Linked DNA regions of Homo sapiens: region 2 is linked to region 1. The links are chromatin contacts, found by Hi-C in ENCODE. All regions are on one chromosome and are shown on one strand. Each heading gives the region's core, a stretch centred on a gene start or an enhancer-like site at or near the end of the contact. The rest is flanking DNA. Distances are from core to core; before and after follow the strand shown.

What was found. A loop is a pair of places that touch in the nucleus more often than their neighbours do. Pooled maps may share reads with other maps.
Region 2: a loop to region 1 is called in a map of gastrocnemius medialis, with 3 times the contacts of the local background. The contact joins the enhancer-like site here to the promoter of HLF in region 1. A Hi-C loop is called at or near these places in 1 of 168 maps with a recorded cell type or tissue (gastrocnemius medialis) and 1 of 50 pooled maps.

What each region holds. Positions count from the first base shown.
Region 1 is chr17:55,262,701-55,266,298 of GRCh38, reverse strand. HLF (HLF transcription factor, PAR bZIP family member) reads right to left here and starts at 1,339. Exons shown (of 4, transcript NM_002126.5): 1 at 700-1,339. The coding sequence starts at 814. RefSeq lists a silencer at 1,216-1,535.
Region 2 is chr17:55,782,458-55,785,994 of GRCh38, reverse strand. It overlaps a transcript of PCTP not described here. Among named protein-coding and RNA genes, the nearest start is that of PCTP, 33 kb to the right of the region's middle. Within about 2 kb of position 2,139, at least 9 of the 41 ENCODE cell types and tissues checked have a DNase peak (open chromatin) inside an H3K27ac peak, as active enhancers do; they include gastrocnemius medialis, where a contact is called at or near this core.

The DNA.
Region 1 (3,598 bases), core at 90-2,589:
CAGAGGAGGCTCCTGCGCGGTTACACGTGAGCCTGCTCCGCTCTCCCCTCCCACCAGAAAAAGTGCACCGGGAAAGTGTCAACGCTGGAGGCGTGCACGGCTTCCCGCCGAGAGACCACTCCCCCCACCGGCCCCAGCCCCCACCCCGCTTTCTCAGCTACCCTTCACCAGAAGAAAACGAGTCTTCTCTCACACCTCGTGAGTTCCAAATACTAACCAGTAACAGAAGCTGTAACACAACCCCAAAACCCAGGCTACGCAGTGAAACCCCCTCCCTCAAGCCGACCCCCGCCCCCTGCCCCGCACAGAACCAGGCCCCAGGGTTTCTCCTCCCCAGCCCGGGAGGCTCTGCCCTCCGCAGGCGGGCTCGCTCTGCGTGCGGGTGTGCCTCGTTCTAGGGAACGATCCTGACCTGTCAAGTTACACCTCCCACCCGCGCCGCAGGAGCGGGACCCAGGGAGGCCGGGTGCCCGAAGCTCTTTTAAATGTAGCTCAGGAGGGGTCCCTCCCCTTTCATGGAGGAGGAGGAAGGGGAGGAAGGGTGCTGGGTGAGCTCCTCAATTTCATCAGCGCGGGGCCGGGGCGCCGCGGGACAGGGCGGGAGCGGGGTTGGGGGATGCTCCAGCGGGCGTGCCCGGCCGCGGAGGGGGACCCCCGGAGCGTCGTCCCTTCCCGGAGCGGGGCCGCGGCAGCGCTCACCGTCTTCGTGGTGAAGGGGGAGCTTCAGCGGGTTCTCCAGCAGGGACCTGAGCACGCCGTAGGGAGGCGGGATAAAGGTGGGATTCAGGGGGAGCGGTCGGGACATTTTCTCCATCGCGATGCACTCAAATTTTTTCCCCTTAAAAAAAGAAATAAGAAAGAAACAACCGCCCCCTAAAATGTTGCTGAGCTTTTCCTCCGTCCTTTGCCAAAAGTACTCGCTCTCAAGGCGGTGGAGAAAAGGGAAGAAAAAAATTACTTATATCTTTATAAATACATCTGCATAAAAATATATATTAAAAAAAAACTTTCGGGTTTCCAGTGCAGACGGTCCCAGGAGAGCGCGCCAAGTGCCCGCGGGCTCCCCGGCGACGTGCAGGATGCTCTCACCTGCCTCGAACCCCTCGTTTTGCAAAATGTTCAAAATTGAAAAAAAGAAAGAAAAAAAAATGTCGACGGCTGCAGAAGGGCAGAAGACACCGCGCCGACCCCAGCCCCTAGTGCCAGCACCGGAGGCGGTGCGCCGTCCCACCCCACCCCCCTCCCCGCGCCGGCGGCCGCTGCTCCCCAGCGCTCCGCGGCCCCGCAGCGCCGGGCTCAGCGCATCCGGCCGCCCATGTGCCGCGGCCCTGACAAGAGTGACGTCAGGGCCCGCACCTCGCGCCCATAGGCGTGCGGGGGCGGGGCCACGCGCGGCACCGCCCGCCTGGCCCGCTCGCCCCGCCGCCGCGTGTTTAGCGTCGCCGCTCGCGCCGATTTTCGGGGACCTTGCAGCACTGGCTGGTTGCAGGGGAGCAGGTGCCAGATTCCCTGGGCCATCAACTTAGGCTTAGATTTTTTTTTTTTTTTTTGGTCTGGGTGGGAAGAGGAATGAGAAATTTATATCCATAGTTTTCAAGCTGGGAATAACCTGAGGAGTTTTAAAAAAATCGCGATACCCAGGCCGCATCCCAGATCAATTAGATCAGAACCTCTGCGGTGCTATCAGGGCGTCCATAATTTTTAAAGCTCCCCAGGTGGTTCCAAAGAGTAGCCAAGTTTGAGATGATTGGTTTAGATCGGATGGAAGGTAACGACCCTTCTCAATATTTCTCCTGGCCCCGGCCAAGCTTAGCGTCTTCTTTCTTGCCCAGTTTCCACCACCACCAAAAAATAACTACTTCCTATAAGTCCGAATGGGATGCAAAAAGCAGAGCGGGAAGCGGAGGACTGAGCTGCTGGGCACTGTTTCCCACGCTGCAGAGAGGTGTTAACGGTGGGGGGAGAGGGGGGGTAGACATTTGCCTGAAACGGAAAGAGGCGGGAGAGACACAGACACACTGAACGGGATTTTAGGAATATTTACTCTGGGTGAATACAGGTGATTGCGCTTGGGTCAAGTTATTAGGTTTGCACGGTGATTAAAATAATTTTGTAAAGTATCCCCTAAGGGGGCTTCGGCTTTCCTTGCTGTTACAGCAGCTGCAGCGTCTCCCTCTGCCAGTTTGACCTCGTGGCACCCACGGTCCCCGAGATCTGCGTGCGACCCCCTGTGTGATAACTCCCTTCCCGCCTGGGGTGGTGCGGGCGCTGGCGTGCAGCCGCGACGCCCCCTGCAGAGCTCCGCGGGGGGCCAGGCAGGTTCTTCCCCTCCCTCCTTACCTCTCCTTACTAAGACCCTAGTCTTCGATCTGGGGAAGGGGCTGCAAGAACGAATGGGCACAAATGAAAGAAAACCGTTTTTCAGTGGGACGTAAAGGCCTTTGTGACCCCAGGCTGAGTCGCTGGGGAAGGATGTGGTGGTGTCTTGATGGGGTTTACTTCCCCAGGAGAGGGTTGTAAGAGAGGAGGCGCCTGAAACCCCAGAGATCAGGAGCGGCGGCGCAGCGGGGTTCAGAGTTCCCTGGCAGGGTGATTCCGGCAAGTGCCTTTCTGCCCTGAGCTGTAGGTTCTTCATAAAAGGACACGTAATCTAGTGACCTCTACTTCCTCACTCTAAAATTATGGCAAAAGGGTAAGGCAACATTCTAAGTGAGATGTTGTTGCAGTGTTTCAGGTTTCAGACGAATTCCAGAAACAGCAAACTTTTAGTTAATGCCACATGCATTTATTGAGCACCACGGTATGTATGCCAGCGACTATGCGGGGGCTAGTGAAAAAAGATGAATAAAACATAATTTTAACCTTCAAGAACTCATCGTTTAGGGTTTGGCATATAAGCAAATAATATAAAATAGGCTTAAAAGAACAAAAATGGATAGATGGAGGTGACAGGGGCACTTACATTATTAGGAAAGGGATTCTAGAGAAGGTGCCTGAGCTGGGCGTGGAGGTAATAGTCTCTCGTGAACGGTCTGAATCCATCAATTATATTATATTGTTTTTTTAAAAAATAAAAAAGGGACCTCATCTCCGCTATCCTTTTGGAGACAGAGGCTATTTCCCTGTCTTGAGTTCCTTACATCCCTGTAAGTCCATAAACTGGCAGGACTGAGAGCATCCTCTCAGCCTGGTTAGAAATCTGTTAGATTGCAGATTCCAGGTGCATGAAAGATGCGTTACCTAAGCTTTGTGTAACAGTCCACTGACATTACTCAGCACGCCCAAAGTGCTCCACCTGCTCATGATTCTCCGCATGTCCTCACTTCCCCATGTTTCCAGACATGAAACTCTTACCAGGTCAAGTAATCTGGTTTCCCAGGGTAATCTTCTCCTTACCACCTGACAGAACCAAATACTGTGGCTTGGAAATTGCATTTCTCATTGCAAGTGGATAAACTGGCGTTCTGGTTGATCAAGCAGTTTCTTGGGAATTTGGTTCATTTAATTTAATTTCCCTGAGCCTGATCAACATGTCACGGACCAGATTGAGGACCAGCCCCTTAGACCATGGTGACTCCCTCTCACTTCTCTCCATCCT
Region 2 (3,537 bases), core at 890-3,389, 520 kb before region 1:
TGGCATTTTAATCAAACACTCACTGAAAGATACAGAAAGGTGCATTATCAAAGAGCAGCTGAGCTAAATTTAAAACAAAACAGCTGAACCAATATACTAAAATTAATTAGCCTAGATACAACAGAACCAAGAACAAATAACCTATAAATATGGAGCCTGGTACAAAGTAGCCCTATAATCAATATTTGTCAAATAAACTGAAGCATCATCAGGGCAAATGCATGTCCATCTTGTTCACCAGCAAAAGGACAGATATTTTGTTCACTGAATTTTCATTCTAATAGGGAAGATAGCTAACAAATAAATCTGTGATATAAATGTAGGTAGTGATAATTGCTATGAAGAAAAAACAAAACTGGGTAAGGTGTGAGAGAATAATGTGTGATCATTTTGTTTGGTTTGGTTTGTTTTAGAGAGAGACGACTTTGGAGAGGAAAACATTTGAGCAAGATCTAAATAAATGAGGCATTGCTTCAGTTATCTATCACTACATAGATCTTACTGGCTTAAAACAGTATTATCTTGCAGTTCCAGTGTGTCTTGGCTTAGCTAAGTCCTCTGGCTTAGCCTGTCTCACAGGGCAGCAATCAAGAGGTCTTCTGAAGCTGCAGTCACTGCCAAGCTCTATTGAGAAGGATCTTCTTCTAATCTCACTCAGGAGGCTGTTGGAAGGATTTAGTTCCTCCCAAACTGCTGAACTGAGGGTCTCAGCTACTAGTTGGCTCTTGGCCAGAGGCCTTGTCACATTGACCTTCCATAGGACACTCATAATTAGCAACTTGCTTCATGAGAGAAAGCAAGTGAGACAATCCAGACAGAGAAAGTGAGCAAGAATGGACGAAGGCAGAGTATTTTACAATTTAATCTTGGATGTAACATCCCATCACTCTTGCTCTATTCTTTAGAGGCAAGTCACCAGGTCCACTCCACATACAGAGGAGGGCATTACACAAAGAAGTGAATATACAGATGTGGGGATTATTGGGAGCCGTGTCAGAAAGCTGCATACCATAGGCAGTGTGCTATATACAGATGTGGGGAAGAGCATTCCAGATGTTGGGGACAGTAAATGCAAAGACCACTGTATGTTTGAGGAACAGATAAAAGACTAGAGAGGAATAAGTCAAGGAGGAAGTGGAGCTTGAAGAGCAGGCATGGGCCAGATCGTAAGTAATATGGAATTTTTTAGGTCTCAGTAGTTTGGATTTGATTATAAGTATAAAGAAAAGACTTTGGATGCATTACAGCAGAAGAGGTTAAACCTTTCTTTTATGAAATCATAGTGATGGTAAATGGTATATTGGATTTACTTTTTATTTGTCTTATTTTTAATGACCTTTCTATGGGGAAGCTGACAATTACATGTCAGCTGCTCCCTGTATTATGAAAAATATTTTATTTTACTGGTTCTTAATACCCCAAGTCTGACAAGCTAGTGATCTATAAGGAGATTATTTGAAATCAGATTGTTTAGAATTTGACTTCCTCAATGTTGTTTAGGGAAGAATAATTCATTGATATTATTATTATTATGGTTGTTATTATTATTACACTGCAATTGGTTGAGCTTGTGCCATGTCAACCTTATGCAAAAGCCAGGGACAACAAAAAGTTGGGATGGGAAGAAATATGGTGGACGCAATCCTGACTGTGTATGTGGAGCCATTGGGGGAAGGTCTCCTACAGCCACAGATATTTAGGGAGTAGAAAGGAGGCCGTCTACTTCCTGCTGGAGAACAAACACTTAGATTGCCAATTCCTTCTCCCTAGTTATCTGGGTCAGTTAATCCCAGCTCACAGCTGCCAGCTGAGCTCTTCCCTGGCCAAGCTGCTCTGCTTTGAAATTCTCCCCCAGGCCACCTCGCCCAATGATGTCAGACGGGGTGAGTGGCCCGCCAGCCCTCCCCTCTCACAAGATGATGTGCAAGAGGAAACGCATGCTGTCTTTGCTCAGGAAACATCTGGTTGATCCGCTAGTCCTCAAGCGGGTCACTGGCTGTTTTATAAGTTAGTGGAACAGAATAGGATGGGAAGACATGGAGCTTCAGCGATTACTCAACCTCGCCATCAAGTTACAAACTAAAATGAGAGGTGAGGAAACGGCCTCCCTGGCAGGCGCTCTCCAGGGACTCGGCACCGTCGCTGAAGTCACATTTCCTAGCTTGTAATGGAAAACGAATGCTGTTTACAACAGCTTAAAGTAGCCGAAATGGGAACATGAGCCAAACTGTGTAGTGAAGGGCGAACTCCTACTTGGAAGCTTTCAGCAGTCCAGTAATTATTCAATACCAGGCCTAAAATATAGGCTCCCCATGAAGAATATCATTCACTCTCCCTTGGAAAATGAACCACCACATTCACTGGTAAGCAGAATCCATGACCACTTAAAAGCAGATCCAGCCCCTCATAAGCTGTTTGACATAAAACAAAAGTTGCTGTATGCCCTGCATGGAGTTCTAAGTGCTGTTTTTGTCCTGATTGGTTTCCATTGACTTTTTCTCAGTTTATGAACCACTAGAGAGGAATTGGATAAGATAGATTAGAGAAAATGAATTCGGCGTGCTGTCCTTCCACCCACAGTCCCCTCCCCATATCTGTCCATGGGGGATACAGGTTTTCTTCTTTCAGGATTCTGGCCTGCAAATGAAAAGATCTTCTCTTCTAGCCCTGTTTTGCCTCCAGCCTCTCTCCCTTCCCTAAGTTACATCAGTAATATCATTCTGTTGAGTAGACTTTTACGGGGCTAGTATGAGCTCTCCAACGGTGTTAAATCAGAATGAAAAATCAAAAAAATTAATAAAGAACAAAACCCTGGAAAACAAAGCAATTCTAGCTTTAAAAAAAAGAACTAAAAATTTGTCCTCAGTGTTCCCTCTTTGGTAAAAATTAGGTGGAACACAAGATTGAGAATACATTTTTTTTTGGACCTATCTTTCAGGCATTATTGGTCAAATTGAGATCATGGGACTTTGAGCTTGTTGCCCCACCATTGATTCATTTATTCCTTCAGCAGATACTTTAGAATATTTTTGTGCTCTATCTATTGAGTATATAATTTGGGAATGAGACAAAGTTCTGTACCCTTTTGGAGCTGAAATAAATGAACAGAAAATAAATACATTTAATAGAAAGTATTACATGCTATGCAGACAAGGTAAGGAATAGGGATTGACTTCAACTGCAAAACTTCTCAGAGGAGGGGACATTTAAACAACGACTTGCATGATTTAAAGATTTCAGGCTTGTGTGGATCAGGGAGCAGGGCACTCTGGGCAGAGAGGACAACTGGTACAATGACTGATGTAAAAACAAGCTTGGCACATTGATGGAACAGAAGGAAGATTAAAAGTGTTGGAATGTGAGGGGGAATGTGGAAGCATGGGATCTAGGATCAAAGAAGCCTAGCTTTGAGTTCCCAGTCTACCACCTAACTAGCCAAGTTACCTTAAGCACATTATTTAGCCTCTCTGAGCCTATATTCATCATCAGTAAGTTGGAGATAGTATTTCCTATCTCATCAAAGACTAAGCTGTAAGT